Linked DNA regions of Homo sapiens: region 1 is linked to region 2. Evidence: read pairs that join two places in POLR2A ChIA-PET (ENCODE). Cell type or tissue: PC-9. All regions are shown on one strand.

Region 1 (8,000 bases), 360 kb after region 2:
AGGCTGGTCTCAAACTCTTGGCTCAGGCAACCCACCTGCTTTGGCCTCCCAAAGTGCTGGGATTACAGGTGTGAGCCACCGTGCCCGGCCTTAATAATATTTTTAAAAAAACCTTTTTGGATGCCCGTAAAAGCAGAGATTAGGGTGGGAGTAAAGCCAGGTGAGGAGTGGAGGAGGCCGGAACCTGGGTAGTAGGGGTGGGGCAGCAGATGGAGGAGGAAGCAAAGAGAAATGACCCCAGCAGGGTACAGCTAAGGAGTGCAGGGAGCAGTGCTCACTACAACGGGGCAGGGGTGAGGCGGGGGCTGGGGATCGCCCAGGCTCAGGGAGCAGTGCTCCCTACAAGGAGGCAGGGGTAAGGTTGGTGCTGGGGATGGCCCAGGCTCAGGGAAGGGGCCCACAGCAGGAGTGGACCTAGGCTTCAGGGTGCAGACCTCACAATTCCAGCCTTGGACCCTGAAGGGAGGGGGCCTGTGTCGCCTGGAGTTCACCATGATAGGGGGACGTCACACCACCTGGGTTTCTCATTGAGCTGCCCCTTGGAGCTTGTCCTGATGGTGGGGTGCTCCCAGCCCTTGCCAGGATTCTGGGAAGGACCGCCCAGTTCCTGGCTCCTGAGCCTCCCAGGGGCCTGGAGGGAGGAACATGTACCCAAAACAGCCTGACCCAGCTGTGGAAATGGGAGCAGAGGTCTCCCTTCACTGGGGCAGCACCATCCATCAAGGCGACAGTCCCTCAGATGGGGCTAAGGCCCGAACCCTGGCCTTTCCCTTGGAGCAGGTTGAGGGAAGGACCCTAAGTCCCTGGCTTCCCCATCAGTGGTTGCCCTGACGAGCCCCTGGACTTCCATCCCTACTTTGCCGTACCCTGAACCATGCTGTCTCCAACAGCATCGCTGGAATCCAGTCACAGAGAGCTCCTGACACCTCAGGAATGGACCTGGCCCCGCCCTCCATACCCTGGCCCTCCCTCCCCAATCCCATGGTGCATTTGCTGCAGGGTACCTCCATCCAAACACGTGGGAGAAGAGGCCCCACATGCGCAGAATAGAAGAGTCTTGTTTTGTTTTTGAGACAGGGTCTCACTCTGTCACCCAGGCTGACGTGCAGAGGCGCAATCATGGCTCACCCCCACCCAGCCCAGACTCAGTCCATCCTCCAACCGCAGCCTCCTGAGTCGCTGAGACTATAGGTGCGCGCACCACAGCTGGCTTAGTTTTTATTTATTTGTTTATTTTACTTTTTATTTTAAAAATATTTTTATTATTTTATTTTATTTATTTATTGTTTTTGAGACGGAGTCTTGCTCTGTCACCCAGGCTGGAGCACAGTGGTGTGATATCGGCTCACTGCAAGCTCCGCCTCCCAGGTTCACACCATTCTCCTGCCTCAGCCTCGCAAGTAGCTGGGACTACAGGTGCCTGCCACCACGCACCCAGCTAATTTTTTTGTATTTTTAGTAGAGATGGGGTTTCACCGTATTAGCCAGGATGGTCTCAATCTCCTGATCTTGTGATCTGCCCGCCTTGGCCTCCCAAAGTGCTGGGATTACAGGAGTGAGCCACTGTACCCGGCATTTTTATTATTTATTTATTATTATTTTTGAGACAGAGTTTCACTCTGTCGCCCAGGCTGGAGTGCAGTGCGGCGATCTGGGCTCACTGCAAGCTCCGCCTCCCGAGTTCACACCATTCTCCTGTCTCAGCCTCCGGAGTAGCTGGGATTACAGGCGCCCACCACCACACCTGGCTATTTTTTTTTTTTGTATTTTTAGTAGAGACAGGGTTTCACCATGGTAGCCAGGATGGTCTCGATCTCCTGACCTCGTGATCCACTCACCTCAACCTCCCAAAGTGCTGGGATTACAGGTGTGAGCCACTGTGCCTGGCCTATTTTTAAATTTTTTGTAGGGATGGAATCAAGCTATGTTGCCTAGGCTGGTCTCAAACTTCTGGACTCAAGCAATCCCCCCACCTTGGCCTCCCAGAGTGCTGGGATTATAGGTGTGAACCACTGTGCCCAGCCTAGAAGGAGTCGCTTTAAGTCAGGTATGGTCACGTCCTCCCTGCTTGACCCTCTCCCATGGCTGGGCTTCAGCTACTCTCTCCCCTCACTCCCCGACAATCTTCGCCTGTCCTGGTCGGCTGCCTGGGTCTGCTCATTTACCCTTCAAAATTCAACTCAGCATCACTTCCCACAGGGAAGCCCTCCAGAACCCCTTAGGTGCCCCACACGTGGTTACCTACCTCCTCTCACTCATTTTTCTTTTTTCTTTTTTTTTTTTTTTTTGAGAAGAAGTCATGCTCTGTCACCTGGCCAGGCTGGAGTGCAGTGGCACAATCTCAGTTCACTGCAACCTCTGCCTCCCGGGTTCAAGTGACTCTCTTGCCTCAGCCTCCCGAGTAGCTAGGACTACATGCGTGCACTACCACACCTGGCAAATTTTTGTATTTTCAGTAGAGACAGGGTTTTGCCATGTTGGCCTGGCTGGTCTCAAACTCCTGACCTCAGGTGATCTGCCCTCCTCGGCCTCCCAAAGTGCTGGGATTACAGGCATGGGCCACTGTGCCCGGCCTCTTTTTAGGACGGAGCCTCGCTCTGCCCCCCAGGCTGGAGTGCAGTGGTGCGATCTCAGCTCACTGCAACCTCCGCCTCCCAGGTTCAAGTGATTCTCCTGCCTCAGCCTCCCGAGTAGCTGGGATTACAGGCGTGTGCCACCCTGACCGGCTAATTTTTGTATTTTTGGTAGAGACAGCGTTTCACCAGCCAGGCGGTCTCAAACTCCCGACTTTCTGTGATCCGCCCGTCTTGGCCTCCCCAAGTGCTGGGATTACAGGTGTGAGCTTCCACACCCGGCCTCCTCTCATTTTGAGCTTATGTAAATGCCTACCGGCCCCCAGTAGGGCTGGGGCAGGGTTGACTTTCCAGTGCTGTCTGGGATGGCTGGGAGCAAAGAGGCTGAGGACTGGGCAGCATCCCCCTAGATGGCCCCATCCTGTTCTGGCCCTGTTCTGGCTTCCCTAACTCAGCTTGGGTTGGGGGCAGCCCCAAGCCCCATCCCAGACCCTCTGCAGCTCTGGCAACAGCTAGGTCCAGAGATGACCTCAGCCTGGGGAGCCAGTGTTCCTGGGGAGACAGAATCTCATTGCCTCCCACCCCAACCTGAGAAAGCCTCTCGTTTGGGGGTGGGGTGAGGTTCAGGGAGGGATCCTGGATCTACTCCAAGCCCTGTTTGCTCCACTGACCAGGAGAAAAATGCGGAAAAGGGGTGAAAGGGTGACATCACCCAGGATTGCTCCACCTCTGGGGCAATTATCGGGAGCAGGGCGGCCCCAGTCAGACGCAGGCAGCCCCAAAGCCTGAACAGGCAGGGCCAGACCCAGGTAAGAAGCCAAGGTCCGGAAGGGTCGCGGGCGCGGGGCAGGGCTGAGGCCCCACGTCAGGTCGCGTGGGTCTGCGGAGCTGGGGTCCCCCACGAAGGGTTTGCGGGACTCGCATCCGGCCTTGGCCTTGGATGTTTATGGGTCTGTCTGTGGGTGAGCCTGTGGGTCCCGGGGCTCCCGAGGCCTGTGCGGCTTTCAGGTCTGGGGGTGCTGCCGGTGCGCCTCTGTCCAGGGACCAGCTCCTCTGTCCCGGGTGGGTGTGGGAGGCGGACCCGGTGGGGAGGGGCGGTGGCTGCCCTGAAACCAGAGCTCCCTCTCGCCGGTACCCAGGTCTGTGTGAGGCTTCCGGCCCCCAGGCTCGGGCCTGCGCCCAGCCCACCCTACACCCCTAGGCGTGTGCCCCCAGCCGTGCCCAGCAGGGGCGGAGGGAGGGCAGAAGCTTTCTCCGGGCGGCAGCGGAGGGCGGGGCTCCAGCGCGGGGGGCCGGGTCAAGGACGGGGGCGGGTCCCGAGGGCACGGCCGTTCCCTGCGCGCCCCGATTGGTCTTCGTGTGCCGGCCCCGCCCCCGCCGTGAGTCCCACACTTAAAAGCGCCGCCTCCGCGCCGCCCGCGTAGCTTCTTCGCCTCCGCCAGCGGGGACCCCGAGCTAGAGCCGCAGCGGGACCTGCCCGGCCCCCGGCTCCAGCGAGCGAGCGGCGAGCAGGCGGCTCACAGAGGCCTGGCCGCCCACGGAACCCGGGGCCCGGCGGCCGCCGCCGCGATGTTTCCCCGCGAGAAGACGTGGAACATCTCGTTCGCGGGCTGCGGCTTCCTCGGCGTCTACTACGTCGGCGTGGCCTCCTGCCTCCGCGAGCACGCGCCCTTCCTGGTGGCCAACGCCACGCACATCTACGGCGCCTCGGCCGGGGCGCTCACGGCCACGGCGCTGGTCACCGGGGTCTGCCTGGGTGAGCGGGGCCGGGGGCGGCAGGCGGGGGGCTGGCGGGAAGGCCGTGCGGGGCCGGGGGATGGTCTCCGTGAGCGGAGGGGCCCCGCGGCGAGTCGGTGGGTACCGTGGGGAGGGTTCCGGTCCGCGCCTGGGGAACCCGGCGAGGATCCAATCCGGGTCGCTGGCCTGGGGGCGGGGCCTGGTTTGTTTTGCTCCGAGGGTGCCCGGGGCCCGCCTGTCTGGCGCAAAGGTTTGGGGGCGGGCAGGTGCAGCAAAAGCTGCTTAATTGGACAGAAAAAGTAACTCGTGGGCGGGACCGTGAGAATCCGAGGAGGGACCTAAGTCACCCCGTGGCCCTGGATATTACAACCGGTGCCAGCGATCGGTCACAGTGTCCTGGGCTTCCGCAGTTGCAGGCTGCTATCAGGGGGCCTGGCATGGGGGTAGCCTCTTGAGAGGCGTCTGGGAACCGTGACCTGGTCCTTCCCAAGGGCCCGGAGGAGGAGCCCCGCTGAGGTCAGGGCTGGGCGCGAAGGGGCTCTCCTGCCCTCTCCTTGCACACGGTGCCCTGTGGCCTGGCTCCCCGCTGCGGCCCACCGCGTTTGCACACTTCATGGGTGAGGGTGCTTCTGGGCTCTGGTGCCTGGGTCAGGAGTGGATGGGTCTCTGTGTGCTGGGCTGGCCTCGGCTCGCACCATCGGCTGCCATGAGGGAGTGATGTTTACAGCACACGACTTCAGGAGCCTGTGAGGACACCCAAGATGACAGGGGCACTCTGCTCAGCAGGAGCCTGTCCGGGGCTCACCCCTGCCCTCTTCCTCTGAACTTTGTCCTGGGAGGGAGGGGGCTGGACCACAGAAGTGAACCTCTCAGGTCCCAATAACTAGAGCTATTATTGGGAACAGCCCCCTCCAGCCCCCTCCCTCTCATGGAGGCCTTCAGACAAGCGCCTCAGTCGGCCCCCTGGCTTCAAGATACATCAAGGTCCCTGCTACCCGAGCCAAGGACACCTCTCCCACAGTGCTTCCCCACCCTGCTCCCAACAAGACTCCTTCTCACGGGTGGTCTTGCACAGCTGGAGCCCATAGTGCAGCAGGTGCTGGCTGAAGAGCCCCTGGCTCCACACTGCCCCACTCCTGACCAGGGTGATGCACTGGAGGAGGGCTTGGACCTCAGCTCCTCCCTCAGTGCTCCCGACCACTTCCAGGGACTATCCCCAAGCTGGCCAGCACTCCTGCGCCCCAAGAGGAGTGTTTGGGGTGCTTCCTCTTGGCTGCAGTGGGACACAGGTGTGCCTTCCTAGGAACTGGGCCCTGACTACTTCCAGCCCAACACTCCCGGGCCTGTGAACTGTGACCTGTGTGCCGGGATGGGTTTTGTGGGTCTGCCCCATCCCCGCACTGCTGGATCTGGCCAAGTGGGTGAAGGCTAAGGCCGGTCAGAGTTGAGTTTCTGCCTTGTCCCCTCTCCTGGGCTAGATGCCACACCAGGCCCAGTGACTCATAGGGCAGGCAGTTGGGAAATACCAGGCAGAGGGCAGGTCCTGGTCTCAGCTGGCCAGCCTCTGCTGTCTGCCATCCCAGGGGAGGTGGCCAAAGTCCCAACTGTGAGCCAGGCCCCACATTCACTGGGCCTCCTCCAGGGTCTGTATGCCATGGAACCCTGGACATGGGGCTATGAAGGAAGGTGGGTGTTGCTAAGCCCAGGAGCATGGGCCCCTAACCTTGGCCCTGTGCCCCAGGTGAGGCTGGTGCCAAGTTCATTGAGGTATCTAAAGAGGCCCGGAAGCGGTTCCTGGGCCCCCTGCACCCCTCCTTCAACCTGGTAAAGATCATCCGCAGTTTCCTGCTGAAGGTCCTGCCTGCTGATAGCCATGAGCATGCCAGTGGGCGCCTGGGCATCTCCCTGACCCGCGTGTCAGACGGCGAGAATGTCATTATATCCCACTTCAACTCCAAGGACGAGCTCATCCAGGTGGGGCCTGGTGGAGCCATGCTGGGTGGCGGTGGGGGGGGCAGTGGGAACCTCAAGGCCTCTGCTCATTCTCTCCCACTCTGTCCCTGCCCTGAAGGCCAATGTCTGCAGCGGTTTCATCCCCGTGTACTGTGGGCTCATCCCTCCCTCCCTCCAGGGGGTGGTGAGTATTCCTAGCCCTGGACACCTTCTATGGGGTGGGCCGTGGGATGAGGGACAGAGGAGGAGGCCGCCTAGAGCCATCCTTCAGGCCCTTGCTCTGCCACCGCCTGTTACCCACTTCCCCTGTGTTACTCAAGAAACAGCTGTGGCAACGCACGCTTCCTGGCCCCCCATCCCTTCCTCCGTCCCTGCCCTCCCCCGTCTACCATCTGCTCAGTGCCCAGGCTGGCCCACAGCCAGTGCCCAGTGGGTAAAACGCTCAAATGAGGTAGCCACTGAATGGGGCCCTTGGTGGCCGGGTGGGGTGGCTGGGGTGGGTGGCCAGTGCAGCCACAGGCCCTCACATACGGTCCTGTCTGTGTGTCCCGTGGAAGCGCTACGTGGATGGTGGCATTTCAGACAACCTGCCACTCTATGAGCTTAAGAACACCATCACAGTGTCCCCCTTCTCGGGCGAGAGTGACATCTGTCCGCAGGACAGCTCCACCAACATCCACGAGCTGCGGGTCACCAACACCAGCATCCAGTTCAACCTGCGCAACCTCTACCGCCTCTCCAAGGCCCTCTTCCCGCCGGAGCCCCTGGTGAGCTCTGCTCCGAGGACTGTGGCCTTCCCAGCCACTCCTCACTGGGCACCAAGGGAGAACACTGATCCTTTGACTTCTGAGTGCCCAGGGTAGGGTGGTGGGAGCCTCTTCTGAGGGCTGGGGAAAGCGCACAACCTTTCTAGGGGCAGATGGCCCATCCAACCTCTCTGTCTAGCTGCTCTGTCCAGGCTCCCTGTCCAGTCTCTCTCTCTTTTTTTTTTTTTTTTTTGTTTGAGACGGAGTCTCGCTCTGTTGCCAAGGCTGGAGTGCAGTGGCAGGATCTCAGCTCACTGCAACCTCTGCCTCCAAGGTTCAAGCTATTCTCCTGCCTCAGCCTCCCCATTAGCTGGGATTACAGGCGCCTGCCACCATGCCTGGCTACTTTTTGTATTTTTAGTAAAGAAATAGGGTTTCACCATGTTGGCCAGGCTGGCCTCAAACTATTTTATTTTTTTATTTTTTTTTTGAGATGAAGTCTCACACTGTCACCCAGGCTGGAGTGCAGTGGCTGGATCTCCTCTCACTGCAAGCTCCACCTCCCGGGTTCCTGCCATTCTCCTGCCTCAGCCTCCCCAGTAGCTGGGACTACAGGTGCCCACCACCACGCCTGGCTAATTTTTTGTATTTTTAGTAGAGACGGGGTTTCACCGTGTTAGCCAGGATGGTCTTGATCTCCTGACCTCGTCATCCGCCTGCCTCAGCCTCCCAAAGTGCTGGGGTTACAGGTGTAAGCCACTGCGCCCGGCTTTCTGTCCAACCTCCCTGTACAGCTTTGATCTTGTTCTGGATCTAGGATAGGTTTTGGGGTTGGGAGCTGCGGGTAGTGAAGGGAGGTGGCTGTTGGGGGTGCCAGGGATTCCAGGGGCAGAACGGGCATCCCTGGCTCCCTCCGCTCCATTTAACCCTCCTCACTGCAGGTGCTGCGAGAGATGTGCAAGCAGGGATACCGGGATGGCCTGCGCTTTCT
Region 2 (8,000 bases):
CACAAAAAATACAGAAAGTTCCAGCCTGGAGCCTCCACCTGCAGTCCTGCAGCTCCACCCTGGCTCTTCATGAAATCGGCTAAGTCCAGGTGTGGGTGCGTTCAGTGCAGCACCCACGTGCAGGTGACACGCCCATGCACCGCCACAACCACGCTCACACCAGAACATTCCATCATCCGGAAGGCCCGTGTCTCCGCTCCAGTCTGCTTTTCGTGGATGCAAACTCATTTCCTTGAGTCGTGTGTGGGTGACAGCAGATGGGAGGTTTCTTTTGTGCCTGGCGTCTGTAGCGTGTTTTTCTTTTTCTTTTTTTATCTTTTGAGACGGGATCTCACGATGTTCATGATGTTGCCCCGGCTGGTCTTGAGCTCCTGGCCCAAAACAGTCCTCCTGCCTGGGCCTCCCAAGGGGCGTGTCTTTGAGATCTATCCACGTTGAGGTCGTTGCCAGCAGCACATTCCTCTGAGTGCTGAGCCATGCTCCGCTGGTCGGAGGGACCACAGTGTTTCCTCCACTGATAGAGTTTTGGTTTGTTTCCCGTTTTAGGTTATTATACCTGAAACATCTGCATGTAAGTCTTTGACTGGACCTGTGTTTTCATCTGTCTCAGGCCCACGTTTGGGAGTGTGTCTTTGACTGGACCTGTGTTTTCATCTGTCTCAGGCCCACGTTTGGGAGTATGTGGCTGGCTGGATAGCAGACGTAGCATAGGCCTCACTTTTCTGTGCCGTTTTGCAGTCCCACCTGCAGTGCGTGAGCATCTTGCTCCGAGACCTCACCAGCACTCTGCATTGTGATGTTCTTAATTTCAGCCGTTCCAGCAGATGTGCACTGATGCTGTGTCGTGGCTTGGATTTGTGATGCTTTTAATTTCAGCCGTTCCAGCGGATGTGTACTGATGTGTCCTGGCTTGGATTTGCTTTCACGGTGACCAGTGCTGCTCCTCGTTTGTTCATGTGCTTATTGGCCATTTGTATGTTTTCCTTGTGAAGTGTCTGTTCAATTTTTTGCCTATTTTTTCATTAAATTGTTTATTGAGCTGTATGAGTTCTTTATAAATTCTGGATAAAAAGTATTTTTTTTCTTTTTTTTTTTTGAGATTGAGTCTCGCTCTGTCGCCCAGGCTGGAGTGCAGTGGCGCGATCTCGGCTCACTGCAGGCTCCGCCTCCCGGGTTCACGCCATTCTCCTGCCTCAGCCTCCCGAGTAGCTGGGACTACAGGCGCCCACCCACCACACCCGGCTAATTTTTTGTATTTTTAGTAGAGATGGGGTTTCACCGTGTTAGCCAGGATGGTCTCGATCTCCTGACCTCGTGATCCGCCCGCCTCGGCCTCCCAAAGTGCTGGGATTATAGGCGTGAGCCACCGCGCCTGGCCTGATTTTTTTTTTTTTTTTTTTTTTTGAGACAGATCTTGCTCTGTCTCCCAGGCTAGAGTGCAGTGGCACAATCATCCTAGCGCACTGCAGCCTCAACCTGGGCTTAAGCGAATCTGCCACCTCCCGAGTAGCTGGGACTACAGGTGCCTGCCACCACGCCTGGCTAATTTTTTATAGAGATGGGGTCTCACTGTGTTACCCAGTCTGGTCCTGAACGCCTGGGCTCAAGCAATCCTCTTGTCTCAGCCTCCCAAAGCGTTGGGACTACAGACGCGTGCAGCCTACAAAGTTTTATCAGATATATGTATTGTGAATATTTTCTCCCAGTTTGTGACTTGCCTTTTCATTTCTTTAGGGCACAAATAGTTTACATTTCATGGAGGCAAGTCCTGGGCAACATGCTTTAAGTGCATTGTTCACTTAATTTTCATGATGTCCTTGGAAGTCAGAAGCTTCCCCATTTAGATATGAGGAAACTGAGGCACGGAGGGGTGCATCATCTCTCCAAGGACACACTCCAGTGGATGTAGGACCTGGGTTAGACGTGAGGACACACTCCGGTGAATGTAGGACCTGGGTTAGACGTGAGGGGACACTCCGGTGGATGTCGGACCTGGGTTAGACGTGAGGACACACTCCGGTGGATGTCGGACCTGGGTTAGACGTGAGGACACACTCCGGTGGATGTCGGACCTGGGTTAGACGTGAGGACACACTCCGGTGGATGTCGGACCTGGGTTAGACGTGAGGACACACTCCGGTGGATGTCGGACCTGGGTTAGACGTGAGGACACACTCCGGTGGATGTCGGACCTGGGTTAGACGTGAGGACACACTCCGGTGGATGTAGGACCTGGGTTAGACGTGAGGACACACTCTGGTGGATGTAGGACCTGGGTTAGACATGAGGAAACTGAGGCACAGAGGGGTGCATCATCTCTCCGAGGACACACTCCGATGGATGTAGGAACTAGGTCTCTGCCTCCATTTGCAGATGGTCATGCAGAGGGGGTCTCAGGCGAGTGTCTGGCACAGGCAGTGGCTGGGGTCTGGTGGCCCCCAGTTCTGATACTAGGCTGGTTGTGGGCTTTTCCACCAGCGATGGGACAGGACAAGACTGCAAAGGGAGCGCCCTGCCTCCTCCTCCCACGTCTGGGCTCTGACAGGCCAGAGGACGGGCAGACCCACGGCTCGTGGCTCACTCCAGCTAGCAGCGGTCACTCTGCAGGCCTCTGCTCAGGCCCCTTCTCAGCTCTTGGTGTCTTGGGCTGCTGCACTGAATCTCAGATGTTATTTCATGAACCCAAAGAGTTGTTGTCTCGGCTTGTCTTGCGCAGTGAAAAGCGCGTGTTTTACGTGTCCAGTTGCTCTTAATAGCAGATACCTGCCCTGGACGCCAGTGGCAGCATGTGCCCTCTGAGCAGCGGCCTTCAGCTTCCCAGGAACACGGGGCTCTTCCTGTCCAGCCTCCTGGGGGCTGGTCTCAGCCCTGACTGGCCAGCAGACGCAGGGTCATCTCGGAGTTACCCAGCTAGGGACTCGCAGCCAGTTGCTGGTTGGGAGTTGGAGAGTGGAGTTTAAGCCCTCTCCTTGACGTAGAGAGGATTTGGGGCCTGTTACGTGAGTATTTAGCAATGCTGCCCAAGCTCTGACACCATGCTTATGCGTTTTTGGATTTCAGGCGAGCCCACACCTTAACCGTGCTCTTCATCCTCACCTGTACGCTTGGCTATGTGACGCTGCTGGAGGAAACACCTCAGGACACGGCCTACAACACCAAGAGGTAAGCTGCCCTCTTGTCCTGCCTTCTGAAACTGCCCTGTGCCCCGTGTGGTGGGTGTGGCACCCTTACTGCTCGGGCTGCCGGGGGCTCAGAAGGCCTTCACCAGAGGGCTGCGTGGGGCCGCCGGCCTCTCCCTTGAGTGTGTCTGATGTGCAGACTCCAGGGCTGCCCTTGGTGCTGCGTGGCGTTCCCGGTCAGCCCCCGTCGCCTGTCACTGGGAGCCAGGAGTCTGTGTCATCTCCACGTGACCGGCAGCCTGTGCTGCGTTTCCTCTGAGTTTTGCATGTTGAGGTTGGAACGAGCTGCAGCAGCTACAGGGCTGAGCCCTTGAGTTTGGGCGTCTCCGGGGGTGAGGTTCCTGCGGTGGCCGCGTGCTGGTTCCGTTAGCCAGCGGGGCTCTTGCACGGACAGGGGCCGACACGGACCGCAGACCATCTGGTCAGCAGCCAAGCGAGTAAACTCGTCTTCTCAGGTTTATCTCCACAGGCAGGCAGGCTAGACCTTGGGTGTGTCCTCTGCCTGAATTCCATGGATTCTGACGCCAGTCTCAGAAGTGCGTGTGGAAGAGAAGCTGGTTTTAGAGCCTGTGAATCAGTCTTGAGTTTTCTGTGCCTGACTCTCCTCTCGCGTTGCTCTTCCGACGCGCGCACAGGGTGTGTCTGCCCAGGGCTGCCTCCTGCCCAGCAAGGCTGCTGACACCATCAGGGCCTGGCCCCACTTGCTCCGGCGGGATGGTGGGAGGAAGCCGGAGCAGGGTCTGAGACCAGCAGCAGGATGGGGACAGAGGTGGAAGGAGGCATTGGAGGCCTGTTGGTGTCGGGGCCACAAGTTGGCTCTGGTTGGCGGGAGCCCTGGGGTTTGTAGGACTTAGCTGTCCCTACAGCTCTTGGGCCAGCACTTCATTTTGTAAAGCAAGAGTCTCGCTATCTTCGTGACTGTTGGGTGGGGTGATGGGTGGGCATGGTGTGAACGTCATCACGCTTGCACGGGCGTTGGTGGCCCTGTTTGCCCACTGATTTGACACCAGCCCTGTGGGCTCTAGAACACAAGCATGCCCAGTGCCCTGTCTGTAGGGGAGCGGATGCTTTAGAATCACGCACAGCAGACCTCATAACTGAGTCCATCTCCCTGGGGGCAGTGGGGCATTTCTGGTTAGAAATTACTGTTGAGGTGCCTGGACCCAGGACTCTGCAGCCTGCTCCCCAGATGAGCTCACCCTCCATCCTCACCTGGGAGGCGCAGGTGGCCTCTCCTGTCCTGGTCTCCCTACCCTGCTCCTGGCTGCATGCTCTGTGGGTTCTCTCCCACCTTGCTGTCATCCCTCTCCCAGTCAGCTTTGCTGGCCCTTCCCCCTTTTTCTGAGCCTGAGGTGCCAGCTTGCTCCCAGGCCTGGCCTGGCCAGTGCCTCCCGTGCTCCAGGCCCAGCTCGCTCCTTCTCCCTTTCTTAGGCAGTCCCAGCGGGGGTCACGTGCAGAACCTGCAGGCCCGGTGTGCACTGTGTAACTAGGCTCCAGAAATAGATGAGGGAGCATGTGCCGTGCCTGGGGCCCCTGTGGAGGGGCCACCTGGGGACGCTGGACCTGTGGCTCTGGAGGCAGTGAGGCAGTGGGCAGGAGCCCCGTGTGTGCCTAGAGGGAGCTTTCAAGGAGGACTTGGTCTTTCTTGAATTCATCCATCAGCACCTGGCTAGGAGGGTCTGTGGCATCTGCCGGGCACAGCAGGGTAGGTGGATTAGGAAGCAGGACCGGGTCTCACCTCAAGTGTCCCACATGGCAAGAATTGTCAAGAGCAGGAGTGCAGGGGGTGTCTTGGGAGCACTCCCCGAAAGCATTCACCAGGCCCCCACCAGGCGCATCACAAAGCCTCACCACCCCAAGCCAGGCCCTGCCCTCCCAGGCCTGGTTCCTATGGGAAGCACTAGGTGACCCAGACCCAGAGGGGCCAGGAGCTTAGACCCCTGAGGGGGCAGCAGTGGTGGGCACGTCCCCCACTTCACCCAGCACTGGCCTCTCCTGAGTGGCCCCCGACGTGAGAGGCTGGGTTCTGCCATCCTGTCCTCTCCAGCAGGGAGCCCCTGCGTGTGTTCATTGAGAGGGGCCAGGAGACGGGAATTCACGGGGCCCTGGGCACTCTTCTCTGAGGTTCTGTTCTGGGGACACTAAACGCGCTCCCAACTCACATTCTCTTTCCCCCTCACCCTCTTTGAGGGCACAAAAGAAGCCACCTGTCCTTCTCTGCTGCTGGCACCTAGAACCTGCTCTGGGCTCCTTCCTGGAAGGCTCGGCTGCCCCAGGTCACCCTGGCACTGACCGTGGCTCTGTGGCTCCTTCCAGTGAAATTGCCGTGGTGCACCTGTCCTGAGTCCATTCTCATGGCCTGGACCCGCACTGCTGCACACCAGAAGCCCAGCTCCTGGGCAGCCACCCTACCTGCCCCTACGCAGGGTGTCCACACAGAGGGTGTCCGCACACAGGGTGCCCACACACAGGGTGTCCCCACACAGGGTGTCCAGAAGGCTGTGGGGGCTGGTTTACTTTTAATACTAGAATTATCTGATGTCCTCAAGGGTAGATTTTCTTATATAGAAAATACCTTCTAGGCCAGGCGCGGTGGCTCACGCCTGTCATCCCAGCACTTTGGGAGGCTGAGGCGGGCAGATCACGAGGTCAAGAGATCGAGACCAACCTAACCAACATGGTGAAATCCTGTCTCTACTAAAAATACAAAAATTAGCCGGGCGCGGTGGCTCATGCCTGTAGTCCCAGCTACTCGGGAGGCTGAGGCAGGACAATCGCATGAACCTAGGAGGTAGAGCTTGCAGTGAGCTGAGATCGCACTACTGCACTCCACCTGCCGAAAAAGCGAGACTCCGTCTCAAAAAAAAAAAAAGAAAAGAAAAGAAAATACCTTCTAGAAATTAGGCTTAATTTTATTTTTTATTTATTTTATTTTTTTTTGAGATGGAGTCTCGCTCTGTACCCCAGGCTGGAGTGCAGTGGTGTGATCTCGGCTCACCGCAAGCTCCGTCTCCCGGGTTCACGCCATTCTCCTGCCTCAGCCTCCCGAGTAGCTGGGAATACAGGGCCCACCACCATGCCCAGACAGTTTTTGTATTTTTAGTGGAGACGGGGTTTCACCGTGTTAGCCAGGTTGGAATTTTTTTTTTTTTTTTGGTCAATGTTGACCAGGTTGGCCTCGAACGTGTAGCCTCGCCTCCCCAAGCGCCAGAACAAACAGCCTGAGCCACTGCAGCTCCCAGCCTTATTTTTTTGTTTTCAGACAGACTCTCGCTCTGTTGTCCAGGCTGGAGTGCAGTGGCACAATCCTGGTTCGCTGCAGGCTCCACCTCCCGGGTTCCCGCCATTCTCCTGCCTCAGCCTCCCGAGTAGCTGGGACTACAGGTGCCCGCCACCATGCCCGGTTAATTTTTTGTATTTTTAGTAGAGACGGGGTTTCACCGTGTTAGCCAGGATGGTCTCGATCTCCTGACTTCGTGATCCGCCCGCCTCAGCCTCCCAAAGTGCTGGGATTACAGGCATGAGCCACCATGCCTGGCCAGCCTTATTTTTAAAAATTAATATTTATGTTATTAAAGTTAAAAAGTTATAAAACTAGTGTGTCTTTATTCAGCTTGCTGTCATTGTTCTTTTTATGGATCTAACAGGTTCCCCACCTTAGGGGATGATTTTCTTTTTCTTTTTTTTTTCTTTTTTTGGAGACAGGGTCGTGCTCTGTTGCCCAGGCTGGAGTGCAGTGGCGTGATGGCCCACTGCAACCTTCACCTCCCAGGTTCAATCAGTTCTTGTGCCTCATCCTCTGTGGTAGCTGGGACTATAGCCGTGCACCGCCACGCCCCACTAATTTTTTTATATTTTGGTAGAGACAGGTTTCACCATGTTGCCCAGGCTGGTTTTGAACTCCTGAGCACAGACAGTACACCCGCCTCAGCCTCCCAAATTGCTAGGATTACAGGCGTGAGCCACTGCGCCCGGCCCCGTTTTGCTTTTCTTGAGTCAACGTTATTGACCTATAATTTACTATAATCTGTGTCTGATTCACGCGTACGGCTGATGAGTTTTAACAGACTCAGAGCCCCGTGTGCCCACCACTGCATGGGGGTGCGAAAGTGTTCACTGTTCCCTGCGCTCAGAGTGCCTCACCCCGGCTCGGGCAGTGCGGAGGCATCTCCCCTGCGCTCAGAGTGCCTCACCCCGGCTCGGGCAGTGCCAGTGCATCTGCCTGGGTGAGAGCAGGGTCTGTGCTGCCGGCCCCGGCTTCCTGTGAACGCAGTTGCTCCTCCGGCCTGGCCTCTCCCGCTGGAGGGCAGCTTCGCGGCATCCTTGCTGTGCCTGCCGGTGGGCTCACTGGGGAGCTTCCGTTGCGTGGACACGGCACCGTTCACTGATCTGCCTGTATGGGGGTGACCCTGGGGGAGAGTCCAGCTTTCCTCACCAGTCCATTACATTTTTATCCCATTTTAAACTTAGTAAATTAAACCTCTTCACACATTTTACTCAATAAAATACATGTAACATATATAAATGTAATACACTTAAAATATAAATATCCTTACTTGTAATACATATAAAACATAATGCATATAAATATACTCACAGTGCTGAAGAATAACAAAGTTGGACACAGAAACTACACAATTTCAAGACTTCCTGTCAAAAATGCACCGAAATACCGAGCCCAGAAACAGGCGCGCACGACTGCAGGCAGCCGATCCTTGACAAAGGAACAAAGGCAAGTCCATGGCGAAGGGATGGCCTTTTCAACACTGGCGCTAGAGCAACAGAACATCCACGTGCAAATCTAGACACAGACCTGACACT

What was found. Peaks named below come from ENCODE experiments on the same cell type or tissue, not always from the same donor. Only the 100,000 strongest peaks of a DNase experiment are listed, where the experiment ranks them.
Region 1: POLR2A ChIA-PET joins it to region 2 with 17 read pairs; 4 of 35 experiments call an interaction of 5 or more read pairs at or near these places.

Annotation. Positions count from the first base shown.
Region 1 is chr11:815,577-823,576 of GRCh38, forward strand. It overlaps PNPLA2 (patatin like domain 2, triacylglycerol lipase), which reads left to right and starts at 3,338. Exons shown (of 10, transcript NM_020376.4): 1 at 3,338-3,382; 2 at 3,998-4,329; 3 at 6,052-6,284; 4 at 6,382-6,447; 5 at 6,821-7,030; 6 at 7,951-8,000. The coding sequence starts at 4,143. RefSeq lists enhancers at 3,093-3,387, 4,923-4,972 and a silencer at 3,583-4,472. In PC-9, no CTCF peak of the experiment used is centred here; DNase peaks (open chromatin) are centred at 3,265, 3,925, 4,605 and 5,815; H3K4me3 peaks cover 3,319 bases; H3K27ac peaks cover 2,681 bases.
Region 2 is chr11:457,127-465,126 of GRCh38, forward strand. PTDSS2 (phosphatidylserine synthase 2) reads left to right here. Exons shown (of 12, transcript NM_030783.3): 2 at 3,061-3,162. Among named protein-coding and RNA genes, the nearest start is that of PTDSS2, 11 kb to the left of the region's middle. RefSeq lists a silencer at 3,536-3,719, an enhancer at 3,554-3,723 and a cis regulatory region at 3,639. In PC-9, no CTCF peak of the experiment used is centred here; a DNase peak (open chromatin) is centred at 3,695; H3K27ac peaks cover 1,085 bases.